Linked DNA regions of Homo sapiens: region 2 is linked to region 1. The links are chromatin loops, found by intact Hi-C in ENCODE. Cell type or tissue: tibial artery. All regions are shown on one strand. Links, peaks and the distances in the headings refer to the core of each region. The heading gives the core; the rest is flanking DNA. Region 1 overlaps ARHGAP17 (Rho GTPase activating protein 17). Region 2 overlaps LCMT1-AS1 (LCMT1 antisense RNA 1).

Region 1 (12,138 bases), core at 3,073-11,072:
TCATCCTCTGTTTCTCTCTTTTTTTTTTTTTTTTTTTTTAAAAAAAAGAGAGACAGGGTCTTGCTCTGTTGCCCAGGCTAGAGTGCAGCGGTGTGATTCCAGTCCACTGCAGCCTTGACCTCCTGGGCTCAAGCGAATCTCCCAAGTAGCTGGAAGGTGGAACTAGAGGCATGCACCACCACACCCGGCTAATTTTTGTGTTTTTCTTATAGAGACGGAGTCTCATGTTGCCTGGGCTGGTCTCGAACTTCTGGGCTCACACCATCATCCCACCACGCCCAGCCTATTTTGTTTTTTTAAATACAATATCTTTTGTATGAACTTAGCTCCAAGCATATGCTCAGAAACCAGCCCTTCTTGGAGTGCAGTTAATATACGAGTTCATAGCCAGAAAGATTTAGAGGTGTTTCAGACAAACCAGGTTCTTACAGGTGTCTTTCTGAAATAACCATTTTCTCCTTTTTACAACAAACCAGAGTGTTTGTAAGACTGAAACAATGATCTTGGATAATGTCTTTGAAGGCCCTCACCCAGGGATTTACAGACTCCTCTGGGGAGGAGGGAAAATGTAATGCGAAGAGCCAGAGTGCAACCAATCTGGCTTTGATCCTCTTTGGTCCACACTGGCTGTGTCACCTTGGGCAAGGAATAGAGCCTCTGAGTCTCCCTTTCTTATTTCTGCTGCCTTAGGATTAGTTAGTGGGGGTTCAGTGAGACGATGTAATAAAGTGTGGGTGTATAGTACAGTCTCTGGTGTAAGTAAGTGCTCTATAGTAATGTCAGCTACTGAGGCTGGGTGTGGTGGCTCATGCTGGTAATCCCAGCACTTTGGGGAGCCGAGGTGGGAGGATTGCTTGAGGCCAGGAGTTCAAGACCAGCCCAGTCAACATGGTGAAACCTTGTCTCTACCAAAAATAAAAAAAATTAGCCAGGCATGGTGGCGTATGCTTGTAGTCCTAGCTACTCGGGAGGCTGAGGTGGGAGGATCAGTTGAGCCCAGGAGGTGGAGGCTGCAGTGAGCTGAGATTGCACGACTGCACTCCAGCCTGGGCAAAAGAGCAAGACCCCATCTCAAAAAAAAAATTTTTTTTTTTAATGTTAGCTACTGTGATGAAGTCTCTTTCTGAAAACTGGTTCTGTACAGGTTGCCGTAATTCTTTCTACTTTTTGTGTGTAAACAAAGTCATTGTTTCTTTCAGGGACTGATTCATGTAGGAATAGAGAGGGGCTGGGGAAACCAGATGGGGCAGGTGGGCGGCAGAGTAAGGGATTTCCTTTATGCCCCAAAACACATTTTTTCCCCTTGAATTAATAATGTGTGTGGATCATAAATAGAAAAATTCAGAGAGGCACAAATCTAAAAATTATGTATATGTGATGTATAAGAAAAAGAGAGCAGCTGTGGAGGGGCTTGGTGGCTGATAGGCGTTAGCTTGCATGTGAATACAGATATTAACAAGTAGAAATCTCATCCGTATACACAGTGCCTTTGCATCATGCATTCCCCGCCAAGTCATGTCGGTTCCATAGTTTCTGGTAAACTCTGGGCTGAGAAGAGACACGGGCTGGTAGCCCCTTCTGTTTTTGGGGGCCAAGATAATGGGGAAAGGATTGCATTTGCAGTGATTTTCTTATACGTCGTCTTCAAGTCACAGCTACTTCTTTGCCTGAGGATGTAAGAATGGAGGATTGGAAAGATGGTTGCTCTAGATGACTCTTCATGCATCCATCCAACCATCCAAGTGTGCAGCTACAAAATTTCTTGAACATCTGCTATTTGCCGGTCACTGTTTTAGGTACTGAGGATACACTGTGAACAAGACAGACACAGTCCCTGCCTTCGTTGACTTCTGTTCTGCTTAGGACAAATCCAAGACAGCCCCTATTCTGTGCATACAGACCACCTTTGGCTGCACCATAGGCTGGTGCAGTTCTGCACAGTGTCATTGGTTTTATAGTTATCACAAGACCTGAATTGTCTGAAATGACATTCAGCACCTGAACTCTTTGACACTTTGGCACCTCCATAAATCTAGAAATTTCTCTGAGTTGTGGTGCATAGGAAACCTTGAGGGACAACCCAGGAGTAACTGTGAGAAAAAGGGTGTCCCAGGGAGTAAATAGATCTCACAGCTCAGAACTGTAGGGACAGGAAGGTGGAAGGGGTAGGAGCTGGAACAAGTCTCCAAGCAGTGAGCTTCCCCAAAGTGCACCAGCGTTTTCAAGCTGTGCCTGCGTAGACGGGAGCAGGTCGAACAGAAATATAGTCAAAACTAGCTCCCGTCAAGGACAGACAGGATGTCATTTTGCACCACAGCAAGTAGGGGAAAGCAGCTCTCAAGCCTAACTGTGAAACGCCCCCACAAACCACCTCCTCCTCCCACTCCCTCACTGCTGCCTGCCATGGCTACCTCTAACGCAGCAAAGCAAAACTACAAAACATCTCTCTTCTCTCTTACACCAGCCCTAAAATACCTAATGAGGCTCTCATAATTTGCCAGAACCCACATCTACGAGAGAAGCCAGCCCTTTTGTCTTAATTAGGATCCCCTTGGTCTGCCCACTTGACCGTGGGCTTCATTGAGGCTGTGCCTGTCTTGTTCAGTGCTGCGTCCTCAGCAGGTAGAATGGTGCCTGGCACCTGGGAGGTGCTCAGTAAATATTTGTTCATGCATAAATGAATCTGAGACCCACTGGCCTCTGGGAAGAGCATAGGAGAGGGGGACAACAGCATGAGGACCATATGTTTGCCATCTTGCTGAAGGAATTTCAGCCAACATAATAAGACATGAAAATGGCATTCGAGGTGTATTAGACAGACAAGGGGATGTTAGTGTTTGCAGGAGACTTGGTCTGCCTCAGTGATGTCAGTCAGCAGTGATTGTGATTCCCCAGGGGACACTCGGCAGCATCTGGAGACATTTTAGTTTAAACTTCCCCAGTGATCTGTGATGTACAGGAGACACTTTCGGTTGTCACACTGGGGGAGGAGGCTGCATGTCACTGGCATCTGTTGGGTGACACCTACAATGCACAGGACAACCACAACAAATAATTCAGGCCCAAATGTTGCTGGTGCTGAGGGTGAGGTCCTAGTGTTAGTAACAGGAGGAAAACCCAGCAGTCTGGAGGAGAGACCTCTTCCCAGGGCAGCCCAGGGGCCATCAGGAGGGTTCATCTCATGCATTAGAGGTCTTGGGAAGAATGAGGCTTCCTTTCCTCCATCAAAGCAAGCAAATCCTTTAAAAGCTGCATCTCCAAGGGCTGCTCCGGGCTCATAGCAAGCAACGTCGGAGCCCAGAGGCAAGGCTGTGCTACTCAGCTGCCCTCTGGGGTCACAAAGGCTTCACTTGGCTTCTAAGAGCTGATGAGGCCTCTCGCAAGGGACCCTGTGTGCATGGGCTGACCCTGAAACTTCCCAGCCTCTCTTCTTCTCAGAGCACCCTCAGGTGGCCTCTCGGGGGTTACCCCTCATTGATACCATGTCTCCTCGTGTTTTTGTCCAGACTCCAATTCCAGGGTTTCAGAACCGCATCGCAGCATCTTTCCTGAAATGCACTCAGACTCAGCCAGCAAAGACGTGCCTGGCCGCATCCTGCTGGATATAGACAATGATACCGAGAGCACTGCCCTGTGAAGAAAGCCCTTTCCCAGCCCTCCACCACTTCCACCCTGGCGAGTGGAGCAGGGGCAGGCGAACCTCTTTCTTTGCAGACCGAACAGTGAAAAGCTTTCAGTGGAGGACAAAGGAGGGCCTCACTGTGCGGGACCTGGCCTTCTGCACGGCCCAAGGAGAACCTGGAGGCCACCACTAAAGCTGAATGACCTGTGTCTTGAAGAAGTTGGCTTTCTTTACATGGGAAGGAAATCATGCCAAAAAAATCCAAAACAAAGAAGTACCTGGAGTGGAGAGAGTATTCCTGCTGAAACGCGCATAGGAAGCTTTTGTCCCTGCTGTTAATGCGGGCAGCACCTACAGCAACTTGGAATGAGTAAGAAGCAGTGCGTTAACTATCTATTTAATAAAATGCGCTCATTATGCAAGTCGCCTACTCTCTGCTACCTGGACGTTCATTCTTATGTATTAGGAGGGAGGCTGCGCTCCTTCAGACTTGCTGCAGAATCATTTTGTATCATGTATGGTCTGTGTCTCCCCAGTCCCCTCAGAACCATGCCCATGGATGGTGACTGCTGGCTCTGTCACCTCATCAAACTGGATGTGACCCATGCCGCCTCGTTGGATTGTCGGAATGTAGACAGAAATGTACTGTTCTTTTTTTTTTTTTTAAACAATGTAATTGCTACTTGATAAGGACCGAACATTATTCTAGTTTCATGTTTAATTTGAATTAAATATATTCTGTGGTTTATATGAAAACTTCATAATTCTTGGAGGTAAATTGTGGAGTGTGTGTGTGTGTGTGTGCATGAGTGTGTGTGTGTTGCCACTCAACCAGATAGAATTGTGGCTGGGACATCTTGGGGGAGAGGGTCTAATTGTAGCTGTAGGAGTTTGAAGAAACAGAGAGCAAGGTCGCAACAGTGAAAAAGGCCGCCAGGTGCCCCAAAGACCTCCTAGCCTGGCCATCCTCAGTGCAGGTTCTGGTCAAGGCTGCACCCTTGGTCCTCCCAGTGCTGGCATCCCTTTCTTTCCATCTAGAGATACTCAGACTCCCGGGGGCAGCTCACAGGAGTTCAGCCCCACCGGGTTGGTGCATTCGTCAGCAGTTGTGAATTGCCATAGAGAGCCCTTTTTCCAATGGCTGGTGCTTTCATGCCCTATCCAAGGCGTGAAAATTATCCCGTCTCTCCCAGGATTGAAATACTAGGGAAGAGCCGATGGGGAATTGGAGCAAAGCGAGACTGAGGCTCTGGACAGCTGGTCTGACGATAGCACGACCCCTTGGCCCAGATAAGGCCGTTTTCTCTTGGGAACAGAGTGGGACACGCTGCCAGAGTTGGCTGCCCTGAGCCTTCTATTGATCGAGTTTGCTAGGTGTGTCAGTGTCTAAGTCACTGCCTAGAAGACACTGGGCCTCTTTCCACTACGAACTGACTTAAGCCTGATTTAAAAAGGGGAACCACAGTTTCCTTTTGTTGTTTTTTTGAAACAGATCTCACTCTGTGGCCCAGGCTGGAGTGCAGTGGCACAATCATAACTCACTGCAGCCTCCAAACTCCTAGGCTCAAATGATCCTCCCAACTCAGCCTCCCAAGTAGCTGAGACTACAGGTGCATGGCAATACACCCAACTAATTTTTAAATATTTTTTTTTCTAGAGACAGGGATCTTGCTGTGTTGCCCAGGCTGGTCTTACAATTCTGGCCTCACGCAATCCTCCCACTTCAGCCTCCGAAAGTGCTGGGATTACAGGCGTGAGCCACCATGCCCAGCCCACATTTTCATCTTTACTCAGTTTCCTATGCCCTCAAAGTACTCCCTATACTTATTAATTACCTTCAAAATATGCTCCTGTAAGCCCATTTGCTCCCATATCTTGAATTTTCATTGGCTTAAGGCTCACTCTTCCCCTGTGCCACCTGTGTATTGTTAATTTTCTATACCCTCCTTTAGCCACAGAACAAACCCTGCAGAGAAAGAATCCTCTGTGTAGGCTGATGCTCCATGTTGAGCACCTTCTCCAGGCGCCTGGCTGTCCACGGTCAGGTGTCTCCATGGAGCCTCGGAGATGCTCCCATCGTGATGCCTGAGCTTGTCCTCCAGAGGAAGCAGGGACTTGGGCGCTTGTCAAGGAGATGCTGTTGGCACCTGGGGATGAGAAACATCCATGCTGACATCCTGCCCAGCATATAGCATGTGTTCATCATTGCTGATTCTGAAATACAGCAAACCATACCTCATTATTTTAAGAGCCTCATTCAGTTTTTACTCTCCTATTGTTTGCAGCAATCTTCCTACCCTGACAGCTGCAAACTTCAAAACAATGAAAGTCATTTGACTCTGTGTATGTGTCAAAGGTAAAGACCACACTTTGGGAGGCCGAGGCGGGCAGATCACTTGATGTCAGGAGTTCAAGACCAGCCTGGTCAACATGGTGAGACCCCATGTCTACTAAAGATACAAAAAATTAACTTGGCATCGTGGTGGGTGCCAGTAATCCCAGCTACTTAGGAGGCTGAGACAGGATAATCACTTGAACCTGGGTGACAGAGACTACAGTGAGCCCAGATCAAGCCAGTGCACTCCAGCCTGGGCAACAAAGTGAGACTCTGTCTCAAAAAAAACAAAAACAAAAAAAACCCAGAACTGTCTAGGGTGGGATACATGGCTGAGCATCCCACCGGCAGGGCCAGGAGAGGCACCTGGATCCTCTTTCCCGTTCTGTGGCCCGGGATTCCTTCTGCTGGAGGCGTTGTACTGTGTTGGCACTGTACGTTAGGCACACCATTTCCAGCCTGCCCACCGTCAGAGAGGCAGAGAATCTGAACCCATAGTGGCCATTTCTGGCTGTCCAGAAGGGCACTGGCCATCTGCCCTTCAGATTGTTTCCTTCCCTTCTCTACACAGTAGTTTCTTATAGAATGTTCTAGGCCCTTGCGCTCAGACTTCGTGTCCCTGCTCCCCCACCTGCACCAAACCTCCTTGGTCAGGCACCGGTTCCTCTCACTACCCCCTGTGGTTTAGCACTCACCTAGCATTCTGGAAGGAGCTTGTCCTGCACCCAGCACTGTGGAGACTGCAGAGGCTCAGAGTAGAGCCCTGGCTGCCTTGGTTTTGCCGAGTTCCACCCTGTGGTCATTCCAAGAGTTCAGATGCGCTGGGTGTGGTGGCTCATGCCCATAATCCCAGCACTTTGGGAGGTCGAGGTGGGTGGATCACGGGGTCAGGAGTTTGAGACCAGCCTGGCCAACATGGCAAAACCCATCTCTTCTTAAAAAAAAATTATATATATGTGTGTGTGTGTGTGTGTGTGTGTGTGTGTGTGTGCGCGTGTATGTGTATATATATATATATATATATACACATACACACAAAAAAAATTAGCCAGGCGCAGTGGCTCATGCCTGTAATCCCAGCACTTTGGGAGGTCGAGGTGGGCGGATCACGGGGTCAGGAGTTTGAAGCCAGCCTGCCCAACATGGCAAAACCCCATCTCTTCTAAAAAAAAAAATTATATGTGTGTGTGTGTGTGTGTGTGTGTGTGTGTGTACACACACACACAAAATTAGCCAGGCGCAGCGGTTCGTGCCTGTAATCCCAGGACTTTGGGAGACTGACGTGGGTGGATCACTTGAGGTCAGGAGTTTGAGACCAGCCTGGCCAACATGGTGAAACCCTGTCTCTACTAAAAAAAAAAAAAAAAAAAAAAAAAAAAAAAAAAAGGCTTGTGTGGTGACACGCGCCTGTAGTTCCAGCTACTCAGGAGTCTGAGGCAAGAGAATTGCTTGAACCTGGAAGGCAGAGGTTGCAATGAGCCAAGATCATCTACTGAACTCCAGCCTGGGTGACACGAGACTCTGTCTCAAAAAAAAAAAAAAAATTCAGATGCCATTGGAGTGACCCCATCCCTGGACCATTGTGATGGCCCTGGTTCTCTGGGAGCTCCGTGGAGTGACTCCCGCTCCTCTGTTGGGGCTGCAGTTCTCAGTGTCTCCCAAGCCCAGTGAGTCCCACAAGTGCTCCTATTTGAAGGTCTTAAGACAAACCCTCCTGGTTTCTCCCTGAGGTCTCCTCCCACGATTTCCTCACCATATTCCAGTGCCTCTGGCCTCTGGGACCCACGGTCTCAGGGTTTTGCATCAGACTGGGCAGCAAGCACCTCACTCATAGGGATGCTTCTCAGTCAAGGGCTTGCACTTTCCTCCTATCTCATCGGTGGAGCTAGAGAGGAGGAGATGTGCTGGTGCGGGGAAGCCACAGGCTCTGGTGCAGCCAAAAGACAAGAAGTGACCAAGACCACTTGAGCTGCCAGCTAAGGGAGGGGAGCAAGTCAAGGACCCCCTTAGTTTCCCTCCTGCCCACAGCAGGCTGCACACATGGCCATCCCCACCCTGTCCCGCATGGGTTCGCACAGGCATGGGCCCTGAGTCTCTTCCCCAGCAGGCAGGACCCCTGTCTCCCGGCACGGAGCTGTGGGTGCCCTGCCACCACCGTGGATTCTGTGGAGTAGAGAAAACCTGCCTGCAGAGGGAGAAGTCAGCAGATGTGCGGAGAGGCAGGGACAAAAGATAAGAGGGAGAGAGTGCAGGGCTTGGTTTTTAAAACCCTCCCAGCTCCCGGTTTGTGTGCCTGAAGCCATTCTGCATTTCTTGCCTTTGTATGCTCACAATAAAGTGCTTGTTTTTGGCACAAACGTTCCTCTTTGGGTTTGTTTCTCTTACTGGCAACCAAATTACTTGTACTCGATACCCTCCAAAGGAGGTACATGGCTGTGTAGACCCCACACAGCTCTGCAGGCAACTGTCCTCCTCCCACACCCTCTCCAGCCAACCCCTCCTTTACATCCACACATGCGTTCACACACCATGCCCCTCATGTCAGTTATCCAGTGCAGCATGACAGATGATCACATACTTAGCAGCTTACAACAACACATGTTCATTTTCTCACAGCTCCTGTGGGTCAGGAGTCCAGGCACAGCTTCTCTGGGTCCTCTGTCCAGGATCTTCATCTGCTGCAGTCAAGGCAGCAGCCAGGGCTGGGATCTCATCTGGAGGCTGGGCTGGGGAAGGATCCACTTCCCAGGAAGTAGGGATGATTGAGGGTCACCTTAGGGTCTATCCTTCACACACGAAACATCATCACAAATGACATGTGGGGAGGGGGATATTTGATACAAGGAAGAACCCCAACCTAAAAAAATCCTCAGGGTTCTGTTTTCACTCTTTCTACTTGTATTTGAATTTGGGGTTTTTGGTTGTCATTCTATTTGTTTAAGATGGAATCTTGCTCTGTCACCCAGGCTGGAGTGCAGTGACATGATCTCGGCTTACTGCTACCCCTGCCTCCCAGGTTCAAGCCATTCTCCTGCCTCAGCCTCCCAAGTAGCTGGGACTACAGGCACCCACCACCATGCCAGGCTAATTTTTTTATTTTTAGTAGAGATGAGGTTTTGATCTGTTGGCCAGGCTGGTCTTGAACTCCTGACCTCAGGTGATCCACTCACCTCAGCCCACTGAAGTGCTGGGATTACAGATGTGAGCCACTGCACCTGGCCTGAATTCAGTTTCTGTGCACATCTGTAAATTGTATTTGCACTGCACTGGTTTTTTAAATTGATAAAAGTTATGGTATACGACATGTTTTTGTATATGTATACATTGCAGAATGGTTAAATCTAGCTAATTAATATATCCATCACCTCCATTATCATTTATTTTTTGTGGCGAGAACATTTAAAATCTCTCAGCTGGCTGGGCACAGCAGCTCACACCTGTAATCTCAGCACTTTGAGAGGTTGAGGTGGGTGAATTGCTTGAAGCCGGCAGTTTGAGACCAGCCAGGGCAACATAGTAAGACCCCATCTACATAAAAAAATTAAAATTAGCCAGGTATGGTGGCCAAATGTCTGTAGTTCCAGCTACTCAAGAGGTTGAGGCAGGAGTTCGAGGGTCCAGTAAGTCATGATCATGCCAATGCACTCCAGCCTGGGTGACAAAGTGCAAGACCCTGTCTGTAAAAAAAAAAAAAAAAAAAAAAAAAAAAAAAAAGGCCAGATATGGGGGCTCACACCTGTAATCCCAGCACTTTGGGAGGCCAAGGCAGGTGGATCACATGAGCCCAGGAGTTGGAGACCAGCCTGGGCAATATGGCAAAATGCCTTCTCCACAAAATACAACAACAACCAACAAAAATTGCCAGGCATGGTGGTGCGTACTTGTAGTCCCAGCTACCCAGGAGGCTGAGGTGGGAGGATCACCTGAGCCTGGGAGTTTGAGAATGCATTGAGCCATGATCGCACCCTGTGTTCCAGCCTGGGCAACAGAGTGAGAGCCTGTCTCAAAAAAAAAAAAAAAAAAAAAAAAAAAAAGGAAGGCAAAGGATTGCAGAGTTCATCCTGAGTGGGAAGGTCTCTGAAGGATTCCAAGCAGAGGATTGGCTTGATCCGAGTTGCTCACCCTGCCAGTGGCTGGAGAATGGGAAGACTGGATGTGAGAAGGCAGTCAGGAGTCCGGGCAGAGATGGGGGTGGCCTGAGCTATCATAGTGACAGCTCAGTGCGTCCCTGCTGAAACACACTGTTGACCCCAGCCAGAGGCAACAGGGGTCTTGGTGTGAGGGGCAGGCTTGGACGGGGAGCTCAGGACTGTAGTGGAAGCCTCCCATGCCGCCCACTCCCCTTCTTTGGGCCTTGGAGGCAGAAGCTCAACCTCCCCGGTGAAGACTTCTCCTTGAGCCCACTTGCTCCAGAACCATTCCACGCTCCTGCCTGGAGCCATGTTAGCAGCCAGTTCCCCGCCCATACCCCTTCCCAGGAGGGCTGGGGGTGCCCTTTGTCCAACCTACTACTGCTATTTGGATTCCTGTAGAGAGCTGGGCCTATGAGCAGAGCTGAGGCTGGACCAATACATTATTTGCCTGTGCACCAGGCCAGTCCTAGCTGTTGGCATCAAGTAGGAACCAGAAAGACATCATCACTGGAGGATTAAGTGGGTGGGCAGCTCCTCAGCCCCAGGGGGTCCTGTTTACTTTCCTCTGGTCTGAAAATTGGGGTCCCTCGAGAGACTCCTCTGCTTTCCAGCTCTGTCAGGCCAGGAAGGGGTTCTAGTCCACCCCACCTTATCCCAGGCCTGGATGGTTCATGGCCCTGAGCTACTCCAGAGATGGTCTCAGGGCTCACTCCGTTGGCCCTGTCCTGCTCTTAGCTCTGCACGTGGCAAACGCAGCCCTGATGGGTCATTCCGTCAGACTCCAGTGGGCCCAAAGCTGGGAAGCTGAGGAGGCTGGCTCTACCCAGAACAGGAGGCCGCTGCTCTGCAGGTCAAAGCCTTACTGGCTTTTGGTGGGGAGGTTCATTGAGATGCACATCCACCTGGCTGCTTCTTTTTAGGGAAGCATCATCATGGGGAATTAAGCAAAGAAACACAGTCTAAGGCTGGGTGCGTGGCTCACACCTGTAATCCCAGCACTTTGGGAGGCCAAGGCAGGAGGATTGCTTGAGCCCAGGAGGTTAAAACCAGCTCAGGCAACATAGGAGAGACCCGCCCCCCATGTCTCTGCGAAGAAATTTTAAAAATTAGCCAGGCATGGTGGTGCATGTCTGTAGTCCCAGCTACTCAGGAGGCTGAGGTGGGAGGATCACATGAGCCCAGGAAGTCAAGACTGCAGTGAGATCTCAGGGTGCCACTACATTCCAGCCTGGGTGACAGAGTGAGAGAGACCCTGTCTCAAAAACAAGAGTCTAAGCCAGAACTTGAGAAGTGCACACAATTCCCTGATTTTCTTACAGCACAAGATTTCAGAGTACCAACTGGGGTCTATTTCCAAGAAATATCTAGGAGAAAGTATCACAGTGAGAAAACTCGGGGACCTTCACCCAAAGCCAGCCACAGTGGAAGGCAAGAGATAGAATGCAGGTCCCATTCTTTGCACTGTGAAGGTGAGCTGGGCAAGTTCAGATGCTAAATATCCAACCCCGGAGATGTGGCTGCTGTCAGCCTGGGAGGTCTTGTAAGTCCCTTTGCTTCTTTATCCCTTTGAATTTGGGTATTGATGTTGCACAATGGATAAGAAGAATGAATAACTAGTCTTTTGCAAAAGGAAGCTTTTACATGTCTCTCCTCTTTCCATCTTCTAACCTTCATTATTTTCAAGAAGAAAAGAGGCTGGGCATCGTGGCTCATGCCTGTAATCCTAGTACTTTGGGAGGCTGAGGTGGGGGGATCACTTGAGGCCAGGAGTTCAGGACCAGCCTGGGCAACATAGACCACATCTCTTTGAAAAAAGGAAAAATTAGCCAGGCATGGTAGTGTGTGCCTGTAGTCCTAGAAACTTGTGAGGCTGAGGAGGGAGGATCACTTGAGCCCAGGAGTTTGACGTTGCAGTGAGCTATGACCATGCCACTGCACTCCATCCTGGGTGGCAGAGCGAGACACTGTCTCAAAAAAAAAAAAAAGAAAAAAAGAAAAAAGAAAAGAGCTAAGTGTCATGTTGAAAATGGTCTATAAACACTTGGAAG
Region 2 (12,138 bases), core at 2,184-10,183, 180 kb before region 1:
TGAAAGCCCCACTTTAAAAATGGGAGCCCTCCTTAAAAGTAGTTTAGTGGCCAGGCACTGTGGCTCATGCCTGTAATCCTAGCATGCTGGGAGGCCAAGATGGGAGGATCACTTGAGGCCAGGAGTTTGAGACTAGCCTGGTCAATATAGCGAGACCCCACCTCTCTCTATAGATAGATAGATAGGTAGATAGATAGATAGATAGATAGACAGATAGATAGATAGATAGAGATATAGATATAGTAAAAGTAGGAGTTTAAAAAGGTTAGATTGTAGCTGAGCGTGGTGGCTCACGCCTGCAATCCCAGCACTTTGGGAGGCCAAGGCGGGCAGATCACGAGGTCAGGAGATCGAGACCATCCTGGCTAACACAGTGAAACCCCATCTCTACTAAAAAAAATACAAAAAAAAAAAAAATTAGCCAGGCATGGTGGCAGGCGCCTGTAGTCCCAGCTGCTGGGGAGGCTGAGGCAGGAGAATGGCATGAACCCAGGAGGCGGAGCGTGCAGTGAGCCAAGATCGCGCCACTGCACCACTGCACTCCAGCCTGGGTGACAGAGCAAGACTCCATCTCAAAAAAAAAAAAAAAAAAGGTTAGATTGTAATCTTTCTACCTTTCCAGGGCCATAGTGATCCGAAGTAACATTAGGTATCTGTCCTTATATTGGGACAGAAAGATGTCCTTCGTGTCCTCTCTTTTGAGATCTTTTCCCTGGGTCATCTCAGCTCCATAACTGTCACCTCATGATTGATGACTCTGTTTTATGCTTCCAGTGCTGGCATCTCTTCATCCCTAGAGTGATGCTGCCATCTCCGTCTTGAATGTCTCTGCTGACATGACCTGCTAAACTTGAACTCATAGGCGGGGCAATCGCTTGAGCCCAGGAGTTCAAAACCAGCCTGAGCAACAGAGGGAGATTTCATCTCCATTCTTTCATTTTATTATAAAAAAAATTCAAAATAAAATGAAATTGAACCCATGAACTTCATCCTCAAATTGGCTTCATTTCCCCCTGTCCCCTAGTCCATAAGGCACCAAACTTTGGCCTGCAGGGTAAATCCAGCCCATTGCATGTTTTATACAAAAGGTTTATTGGAACACAGCCACACACTACAGCAACAGGGTTGCCTAGTTGGAATAGTGATCCATACAACTCACAGGTCCTATAGTATTTACTCTCTGGCCCTTAATAAGAAGTATTCTGACCCCTGCCCTAGGGTATTGAATGCCCTCATGTTACTCACCATACACTTGGCAGTCCCCCTGTTTCTCCTCTTTTTTTTTTTTTTTTTTAAGACAGAGTCTTGCTCTGTCGCCAGGGTGGAGTGCAGTGGTGCGATCTCGGCTCACTGCAACCTCCACCTCCTGGGTTCAAGCAATTCTCCTGCCTCAGCCTCCCAAGTAGCTGGGATTACAGGCGCACGCCACCACACCCAGCTAATTTTTGTATTTTTAGTAGAGACAGGGTTTCACCGTGTTGGCCAGGATGGTTTAGATCTGTTGACCTCATGATCCGCCCGCCTTGGCCTCCCAAAGAGCTGGGATTATAGGCATGAGCCACTGCACCCAGCCTCTCCTCTGTCTTCTATACCCTGGCTATTACTGTGATCTGGCCGTGCTACCTCCTTGGTTATCTTTTGACTCGGTCTCTCCTTCTCTGTGGCTGTCCTTCCTGTTACCTTCATCAGGTGCTCATTGTTTCTCACCTGCACTCATAATTGTCATCCAGCTGGCTTTGCTGGTTTGAGCTGGATTTATCCCTTTTGTCATCTAGCTGTCACTTCTGTCTGATGTGGTAGTCACCATTGTTACGATTATATCTGTTCTATCCTAAATTATTTTTTTCCAATGAATTCTGTAGAGTTTAGAATTCCTACATTTAGAGGAAATTAATATTTATTTTTGACAGTAATTCCAAATTTCCTAAGATGATAATGCTATCATTTAATTTATTCTCCAGAAAGCGATGCTGCACTATAATGCATGTCATTATACACGACGTGATGAGTATCGCCTTTTGCCACCACCTTAGTTGCTTACGTATGTTTTAAAAATTTGCTAGCTATTTAAATTTTTTTCATTAAGGTGGAAATGAATGTGTCCTTATATTTGTATTTCTTTATATGTGTTTTCTGTATGTGTCATTTGTTTATTTAATTGTTATGGAATTGTTTAGTTATGAATTGAATTATTCAATTACCAATTCCAGTCAACAAATGTCTATTAAGAACCTGTCAGTAAATTTTCAGGCCTGGCATGGTGGCACGCCTGTAATCCCCCAGCACTTTGGGAGGCTGAGGTGGGCAGTTCACTTGAGGCCAGGAGTTCAAGACCAGTCTGGGCAACATGGTGAAACCTTGTCTCTACTAAAAATACAAAAATTAGTCAGGCATAGTGGCATATGCCTGTAGTCTCAGCTACTTGAAAAGCTAAGGCATGAGAATCGCTTAAACCCAGGAGGTGGAGGTTGCAGTGAGCCAAGATCATGCCACTGCACTCCAGGTTGGGTGATAGAGAATCTGTCTCAAAAAAATGAGAAAAAAAAAAAAAAAAAGAAAGAAAGAAACTGTCAGATGTGGCTGAGGGGAGACCAGTCTGTAGGTCCTTAGTAAAGAGCAAGGATAAAAAGGCAAGGCCTCAAATATCCTGTTAAAGTTGGACTCCAGGCAGTGGGAACTTCATATAATTTTAAGCAGGGAAGTAACATTATCAGATTTTCATCCTAGGAAGTGGACCCTCACAGCAATGTGAACGGACTCAAGATGGGGCCAGTGGTGGAACCAGCAAGATCAGCAGGGAGTCAGCTGTACCAGTTGGTAGAGGGGACAGGAAGGAATGGACCACTGCCATGGGAACAGGAGAAAAAAGGAAAGAATTAGAAAATATCTGTTGGTTCATTGGATATGCAGTGGATGAGAGAGAGAAAGATCAATCATGATTCTGAGGGCTTATCCTTGGGTGATAAGGATATAATGGAATATATTGAGTTTCTTTTTAGACATGTTGATTTTGAGAAGCCCATGGACATCCTGATAGAAGTATCCAGCAAACAATTAGATAAACCAGTGTGGAATCAGGAGAAGGATGAGGTTAGACATAGACATTCAGAAGTCATTGGCATACCAGTGAAAGTTGAATCATGGGAGTGGATAAGTTTGTCCTGAGACTGCAAGCAGAGTAAGAAGATCCTGTTAGCTGATGATGGTATCTTGGAGAATATTCACATTTAAGAAGTGTCAGAACGGCCGGGCGCGGTGGCTCACACCTGTAATCCCAACACTTCGGGAGGCCAAGGCAGGCGGATCACCTGAGGTCAGGAGGTCAGGAGTTCGAGACCAGCCTGGCCAACGTGGTGAAACCCCATCTCTATTAAAAATACAAAAAATTAGCCGGGCGTGGTGGTGGGCGCCTGTAGTCCCAGCTACCCAGGAGGTTGAGGCAGGAGAATCGCTTGAACCCGGGAGGCAGAGGTTGCAGTGAGCCAAGATTGCGCCACTGCCCACCAGTGTGGTCAGTAAGAGCAAAACTCCATCTCCAAAAAAAGAAGTGTCAGAACAAGAAGCCACAAAGAGACTAAGAAAAAAGGTTCTAACATTAGGAGGGAGAGTGGTATCATTAAAAATGAAGAATGCAGAGAAAATGTAAAGAATGAAGATGTGGTGTTTCATATTTATCAGGCACTACGGAAAGGTTAAGTAAACAGAGTATGCATTGGATTTAACAGAAAATAGCTGGGGCATGAGTGAGACAAGATTTTGTAGAGCTTTCAAAAACAAGTCAATGAACAACGAGATGGTGATCTTTCAGAGGCTTGGCTGTGAAAGGTAGACAGATAAAGTGGTTGGTTGCTGGAGGAGCAGAAAGGAGAATGCGATGTGCCAGGAAAAATGGACATACTTGTGTGCTTAGGGATAGAGAGAGATGAAAGACAAAGCAGAATGGGAGATCAGTAGAATGAGGTCTTTGAAGAAGTCTGAATGGGTAATGCCCAGGGGACTGTTAGCCTTCAACTGCAAAGCTGGATCCCTTTTCCTCTGAGCAAAAGGGAAGGAGTAGAGATGAATGAAGAGAGGACGGTGGGATATAGGCAGGGGGTATGGGGGTCTTGACTGCTGGTCTTTAATGTCTGCAAGAGGGTAGAAGGCATGATCATGCCTGAGGAAAGTGATAAAGATTTGGAGGGGCCCTTAAGGAAATTGATCTCAAGGGAGCTGACCACGGACATTTGATAGCATTTGGGGCACAAACTGCTTACACGCTGATGAATAGGAGCTGTTGAAATGAATTGGAGGATATCTATAGGAAGAAATTCTACTTTTAAAAGGAATAAAATGGAGTCATTCACATTTTAAGAGATCTTCAAGGTGTAGTGATTTTTTTTTAGAAAGCATATCAGAGAATAATATACTATCATTAATACAGACATGCACATATTTTTAAAAGATCTGGAAAAAATACAGATTAATAATAGTTTTCTGGGAAATGGAAAAGAGTAGGACATAGCCAAAAAACAGAACTTCTACTTTTTTTTTCTTTGTTTCTTGAGACAGGCTGTCACCGTGTTGCCCAGGCTGGATTGCAGTGTTGTGATCACGGCTCATGGCAACCCAGACCTCCCAGCCTCATTTGACCTTCCCACCTCAGCCTCCTGAGTAACTGGGACTACAGGTGCCCACCAGCACACCTAGCTAATTTTTCTATTTTTTTTTTTTTTTTTGGAAACAGGGTTTCTTCATGTTGTGCAGGTTGTTCTTGAAATCCTGAGCTCAAGCTATCCATCCCCCTCAGCCTCCCAAAGTGCTGGAATTATAGGTGTGAGTCACTTCATGCTGAACTTTAAATTTTTTAATTTTTATGCAACTTATGCTTTTCTGCTGTTCATCTGTTTTTCTTATATACCAACTATACACTCGTGTATTTTACAATATTTGATCCTTAACACACATGAATATTTTAATTACCGAAGGCATACAAAAGTACCTGCTCCTTATAAAACACTGAAAGCATTATAAAACTACTTCAACTATCCCTCAAACACAACCTCAGTCTGGCCAACACCCAGCCTCACAAGAAGCAACCATAGTGTGAACTTGTGTGAATACCTTTACAGTTCTTCAGAGAGACTCTTTTTTTTTTCTTTTGAGATGGAGTCTCTCTCTGTCGCCCAGGCTGGAGTGCAGTGGCGCGATCTCAGGTCACTGCAACCTCTGCCTCCCAGGTTCAAGCAATTCTCCTGCCTCGGCCTCCCGAGTAGCTGGAATTACAGGCATACACCACCATACCCAGCTAATTTTTGTATTTTTAGTAGAGACGGGATTTCACCATGTTGGCCAGACGGGATTTGAATTCCTGACCTCAGGGGATCCACCCGTCTCGGTCTCCCAAAGTGCTGGGATTACAGGCATAAGCCACCACACCCGGCCAGTCCTTCAGAGACTCTTAAAAATTTTCCTTGCAATAGTTCTATTAAATTTAAAGAAAGTATGACTGAAAATGAAATGACTGTTTCCAAAAGGCCATTAGTGATAAAGTAGATACACAGCATGGCTTGATCTTTCATAGTCTCTGAGAATCATCTGTTGCCTTGACAGCCTATCAGCCCAGCTCCTGCACTCTGGCCAGGTGACATCAGCGGAGGTGCAGATGCGGGCAAAGCCTCTGCAGCAGCATTTGACAGATGATGCCCCGACCCACCAGGTCCAAGTCCAGCCAGGCTCCTAAGAGAGAGCAGAGGGGCAGGGATTGGCATCTGCTCCTCTGGGTATGGATGCTGGGGTGTTTCCTAAACTTTGTTGTACATTTTTAGCGAGTTTGATCTTTCCTGGAGAATTGTGAGGAGGAAGACTTGTTGGAAGAGTAGATGAAAGAGATTCTGTTTTAAGAAATTTAACAAAAAGTTCTGAAAAAGAACCATTAAGGGCAGGTTGCTGATTCAGCCCCAGTGGTGTTTTAGGGACACTTTTTGATCCTCCTTCAAGCCACCCAGTCATCCACCTGGTAGCAGTGCCATGCTCTTCCTGAAACAGTGGCTCCATTTCCTCCCTTGTGATACCCAGGATGCTTCCCATTGCCTGTAACACTTCATGCTGTTTGTGTTTTGGTGTGTGGAGATAACTAATGAAGAGGTTTCTCATTAGGAGTTTGTCGACTTTTGCTTCTGTGCTGCTGGCTAACTGTATGCATTTCCTTTGGAAACTATCCAGCCTTTCCTGTAGGACCACATTTTGGTTTTCAAGTTCTTTGATTTGTTGCTCCTGATATTCTATTTTCTTTTCCCTGGATGTTTCTGTGATTTTTTCATTGTCCTGTTTTAGTTCACCTGTATCCATTTCTAAAACTGATATTCTCTTCTTCAGATTTCTCACTGCCTGCCTCAAAAGTTCATTTTTATTCGTTTTTTTAGTGAGATTTTCTCTCAACGAATGTATTAGACTATTTTTGGTTCTGATGAAAAGGTTTTTTCCCTGAAGTAACCTATCTAAGGCATTTTGTTTCTCCTTCAGCTGCTGAATTTCTGAATGCATTTGCTCGTGTTCTTTTCTTTCTCGTTCTGCGATGGCAGCAATGGAATCAGACAGTCTTTGATTGTCTCCTTGGAGGGATCTAATGGTCGCATCTTTTTCCTGCAGTGATTTTCTCAGCTTCTCGATCTCTTGCTGGAGCAATTTAGAAGACTCACTTGATAGAGCAGACTCACTTGCATGAAGAGATTCTGCGGTGTGTGAAGAAAGTGCTTCTCTGGGGAGCTGGGGTAAAATATCCAGCTGTGGGAAGAGACTGTCTTTGCCGTCACAGAGCTGCCTGATGCTGTGCTGCGTGTGTGCTAACTCCTGCCCCAGGTTTTTGAGTTGAGTTTCACTCCCTTCATATTTTTGGATCAGATCTCTGTGGTTCATCTGACACTGAGAATCGTCATCACTGTCAATTAAAAGCTTTGCCTGAAGTTGACAAAGTTCCTCTTGGGATTGGGCTGCTCCCTGCTGCATATTTTGCACTGTGGTCACCAGCTTCTCTTTCCACACCTCCACTTTCTTAACTGGCTGTTTTAAGATATCGAGTTCTTGTGGAAGCCCCTCATACTGATTGTTAGTAACAGTTACAATGTTATGACCAGTGCTGGATGTTTGCAGAATTGTCGCTAAAGGCTGACATTTCTGACTTAATGCATCTGTTTCAATATCTTTTTCTTGATTGAGATGTGATGACTTCAGAACATTGTCTATAAACCTTTCCTGACCACTACTAGTGGGTGATTTTTTATTTTCCTCTTGTAGCTCACACAGGCCTCCTTCGTTGTCAGCAGTTACATCCATTCCATGGTGATACTCTCTTTCTAGATAGCTGTTTTCCCTAGCTACCTCTTTCCAAACAGCTGATAGTTCTTCTGTTTCCAAAGCAGGTGCTTGCAGTTGCTGCTGAAAGTGAGCAACACCCTTGGTGTCAGAGGCTGAAGCCGTTCTAGCCTGAAGGCCCGGCACCTCCACATCTTCCTGCTGGATGATGTGAGTGAGTTTGCCCACCTCACTGATGGACGGCTCATCCATCCATTTAGTTAAAGTCATATTCTTGTCATGTAGAACTTTAATCTCCAGTTCTTGTTCTTTTGTTCCTTTCACTAATCTTTCAGTTTCCAGTTTACATGAATCAGGCTTTTCAGTTCCATCTTCTGTATGAAGACACTCAGCTTCTGTTGTTTGAAAAACATCGTGGTCTGTTTGAATGTAGTCTCGTTTTCCACACAGGTGGGTTTTGATTTGTTGTTTTGCATTTTGCAAGTTCTTAATTTCTTCATCTTTGGCTGAAAAGCGCTGGGTGTGTGTGATATTCATTTGCTCTTGCTGGCATTTAAAATCATCCATTTCCTGTTTCTGGTCTTGTAAAGACCAAAGTAGTTGCATCTTACTGTGCAACTGCTCTTCAGTTATCTTTTGATATTTTATTTCTGCCTCAAAACTATTGTTGTTTCCTTTCAGTTGAGATACCTCAGTTTCTAGTTCCATAATTGGATCTGCTCTAGGCTTGGCCATAGGTGCGGTTTGACTATGTTGAAATGTCTCATTCAGTGGTTCTATGAAGACCACACATGCTTCAGTGTCCTTGATTTCACAGTTAGGGAACTCTTCCCCCTTATCTGTTCCCTGTATCAGCACATTTGAGATGTGGTTGATGAAGGAAGTCACATTGTTGCCCACTCGCGCCATGGAACGGCCTAAGCCAGAGCCAGGGCCCCCAAACCAGGAAGACATTGGTGGATCTTAGAACTGATCTGCTGTCCTTCGTGAAAAGCATCCAGTGCACTGGGATTCGCGTCCAGTCTGGGCAAGTCAGGGAGGCCCTGTCTTTTTTTTAAATTTTTTTTTTTTTTTAACTGAGACAAAGTCTCACTCTCTGTTGCCCAAGCTGGAGTACAGTAGTGCAATCGCGGCTCACTGCAACCTCTGCCTCCCGGGTTCAAGCGATTCTCCTGCCTCACCCCCCCAGTAGCTGGAACTACAGGCATGTGCCACCATGCCCGGCTAATTTTTGTAGTTTTAGTAGAGACGGGGTTTCACTGTGTTGGCCAGGCTGGTCTTGAACTCCCAACCTCGTGATCCACTCACCTTGGCCTCCCAAAGTACTGGGATTACAGGCATGAGCCACCGCGCCCGGCGGAGGCCCTGTCTTTAAAACAGACATTCACAATGAGGCGTTGCTAGGCAGCGCCTACTCAGAGGGTCACAAAGGGTAGGATGCTGCCTGGCAATGCACAGGCCTGGCCTGGGGCGTCACTAGGGCCAGACTGGTGCTCATGGGCCTCTGCTCATCCCCACACCTTCCCACCCTCAGGGTTGGCGCCCTCTCCCTCTGCATTAGTGACTTTCCTCTGTGCCACATGCAGCACCTGCCACCCAGCCACCAGGACAGCTGCTCAGAAACCCCAGATGCTTTTCCCTGAGTGTGAGTGTGAGCGTACATGTTAAGAAAAACATTGCCTTTCATTTTTTCTAAGTGGCACCGTACACTCCATATGTGTTCTGCATCTTGTGATTTTCATGCCACAGTTACTTTGTTAAATGGAGGTAAAAATTTACACTGTGCCACACACCCATCTTAAGAGTACAAATCAGTGGGTTTTGGCAAACGTCTACACCTGCACATAAGCACTACCCTAAGGAAGATAGTGAACATTTCCATCATCCAAAAAGTTCCTTGTCCCCTTTGAGATTCACCTTCACCCTTCTGCCCCAGCAAGCCTTGTTCTTGTCTCTGTTTCCATGGTTGAGTTTTACATGTTATTGAAGGTCACCACACAGAGTATCCTACGTGTACAATCCCTATACCTGGCTTTTTTCCACATGTGTTTCAGATCTCAGCAGGGTAGTGAGTTTTAACTCCCAAGCAATTGCTTCATTAATGAATGGATCCATCAGCCACAGTATATAAAGGTCCTAGTAGATTGCAAGGCACCAAGTTGGTGCCAAACACAAGGCCGATTTTCATACACTGCAATCAGCTAGAGGGTAGGCAGGTGGTGTGGGAGTGGCTGGAGGCCTGATGCCATTCGAGTATTGAAAAACTATCAGGCCAGGCGCGGTGGCTCACGCCTGTAATCCCAGCACTTTGGGAGGCAGAGGCGGGCAGATGACCTGAGGTCAGGAGTTCGAGACCAACCTGGCCAACATGATGAAACTCCGTCTCTACTAAAAATACAAAAAAAATTAGCTGGGCGTGATGGTGGGCACCTGTAATCCCAGCTACTCGAGAGGCTGAGGCAGGAGAATTGCTTGGACCCAGGAGGTGGAGGTTGCAGTTAGCCAAGATCGCGCCACTGCACTCCAGCCTAGCACACAGAGCAAGCCTCCGTCTCAAAAAGAAAAAAGAAAAACCATCAGTGGTTCTCTGTTGCTCCCTAGTTCCATGGCAGGCAAAGCCTTTCTTTGCAGCCACCTCCTGTTCTATCCCCTACTGAGTACACACTCCTCCCCAAACCCTTCTCCCCATGCTCTTTAGTTGTCCTGACTTATCTGAGGTCCACTTGGACTGTTTCCCTGCTTTCCTGGCCACACAGCTCATTGCTCTTCTATCTGTGCCCCCATAGAGCTCTCCTCAAGGATGACTGTTGACATCTCTGTCTTTCCCATGAGCTCCCAAAGGTGGGGACTGTGTGTCATTTGTCCCTCCTTTTTATTCCTTCCCGTTTCTTGACATTTAGCGTGAGCTCCATAAATAATGGCCACATTAACCAAGATCTGAGATCCTCAATACCTTGGATGAAGTCCATCCTAGGATATGTGGTTTATACCTGGGGACTTGCTTTTGCTCATCTATGAATGTTCAGCTGAGATCTGCTGGTGCAGGTGTTTCTGTAGCCTCATTAGCAGTGGTGGGAAGCCCAGCAGCTTAAGACGTTAGCTTCTGATGCAGGGTTCACTAACTCTCCACATATTCTGTCCCTGAGTTTCTGTTTATCGTTTGCCTGTGATTCTCTTTGGTGCCATCCCACACGGTGTTATCACAACCAATCCTGTGTTTTCATTGAACGTCCTGCGCTACTCCTGCTCTAAGTCTGACTAGCTTTTTGTCTTTGTGTGGTCTGGGCTCAACAGCCACTTTTTCCAGAGAGAAGCTACAACAGCTTGATAAGTTTGGAAAGGTCATTCTTAGATAAGACTTGGGATTTATCTGAAGGTTGTTATTATTTGTTGTAATTCTCAGAATAGCTAACACTCCATGAACCCTCACTAGGTGCCACCAAACACATTAAATGAAGTACATAACATGGTGTTCCTAAACAACCACTATGGTGGTGGTATCATTATTATTATTATTATTTTATGGTTATGAGTATTCCCATTTCACAGTGGAGGAAACGTTGCTTAGTAAAGCGTACCTGTGAGCATCTAGGCCAGGGATTCAGAGTCTGATTTGACTCCAGAGCCATTTCTTTCTCTTTTTCTTTTTCTTTCTTTTTTTTTTTTTTTTTTTTTTTGAGACGGAGTCTTGCTCTGTCACCCAGGCTGGAGTGCAGTGGTGCGAACTCGGCTCACTGCAACCTCCGCCTCCCGGGTTCTAGCGATTCTCCTGCCTCAGCCTCCTGAGTAGCTGGGATTACAGGCACGTGCCACCACGCCTGGCTAATTTTTGTATTTTTAGTAGAGATAGAGTTTCACTATGTTGCCTAGGGTCTGCAGCTCCAGACTCAGGAAGCCTGCCTCAGCCTCCCGAAGTTTCAGGATTAAAGGCGTTAGCCACTGCGCCTAGCCTCCAGAGTCATTTCTTATCACTCTGTTTCTTATCACTGAGTTTATTCTGCCTGAGGGCAAGAGAGTAAAGCCAATTTAAATCGTGCACTTCCGAGCTCCTTCTGGGCCGCCCTAGAATCAGGGCATTATCCCATTTTAAGTATACAAAATGATTCTTAGTAAATTTACAGAGTTATGTAACCAGCATCACTATCCAATTGTGGAACATTTTCATCACCTCAAATAAGAGCCCTCTTGCCCCTTCTAAAGTTAATCCCTGTTCCTAACCCTCCAGCTTCATGGCCAGCCACTCATCTACTTTCTACCTCTATAGATTCTGTCTCTATCGAGTCCCGTTTTCTGGCCATTTCATGTAAGTGGCATCACCTGTATTATTTTCAGAGGCCCCATGATCATCGTATGTAGCTCTGGTTAAGAACCACCGTTACCTCCTAGATCTTTTTTCACTAATTTTCTGAGTGGCTCGGAAAACTCAATAGGCCCCTGCCAGGGCTGTCTCTTAGATAATCTGTGAGCTAAATGAGTCCTTGTAAGTTGGACTGAGAACTTAATGATCATTTACAACCTGTTTTTATGGGGATGAGTTTGTCAAAGTCCAAACGTGCTGACCTAGTTTGGAAGGGAGCCTGCACAACCTGTCTTCAGACGCTGCGCGCCTCCCGAGCAGCCATCAGTCACAGCACTGAGTCAGAGCCCAGGTGTGGAGGGAGCCCCCCACCCTGTGTGGCCTGGCCTTGGGCACTTTTGCTTTAGATTTTCTTTGTGGCTTTTCAGCTCCTCCTAGCCCCTGGCTGCCTCACCAGAGCAATAAACTGGACTCCTCCTGAGCTCCCTTCTCTTTAGGCAGTAGCTCTATGTGGATGTACTGTCTGCATCACAGTATTTTACAAAATT

What was found. Peaks named below come from ENCODE experiments on the same cell type or tissue, not always from the same donor. Only the 100,000 strongest peaks of a DNase experiment are listed, where the experiment ranks them.
Region 2: a loop joins it to region 1, with 2.1 times the contacts of the local background. A loop is called at or near these places in 5 of 110 quality-filtered maps.

What each region holds. Positions count from the first base shown.
Region 1 is chr16:24,911,629-24,923,766 of GRCh38, reverse strand. ARHGAP17 (Rho GTPase activating protein 17) reads left to right here. Exons shown (of 20, transcript NM_001006634.3): 20 at 3,507-4,378. The coding sequence ends at 3,637. Among named protein-coding and RNA genes, the nearest start is that of SLC5A11, 72 kb to the right of the region's middle. In tibial artery, for the core only: no CTCF peak of the experiment used is centred there; a DNase peak (open chromatin) is centred at 8,009.
Region 2 is chr16:25,089,322-25,101,459 of GRCh38, reverse strand. It overlaps LCMT1-AS1 (LCMT1 antisense RNA 1), which reads left to right. Exons shown (of 3, transcript NR_120306.1): 3 at 775-896. It also overlaps the pseudogene LOC100421173. Among named protein-coding and RNA genes, the nearest start is that of LCMT1-AS1, 16 kb to the left of the region's middle. In tibial artery, for the core only: no CTCF peak of the experiment used is centred there; no DNase peak of the experiment used is centred there.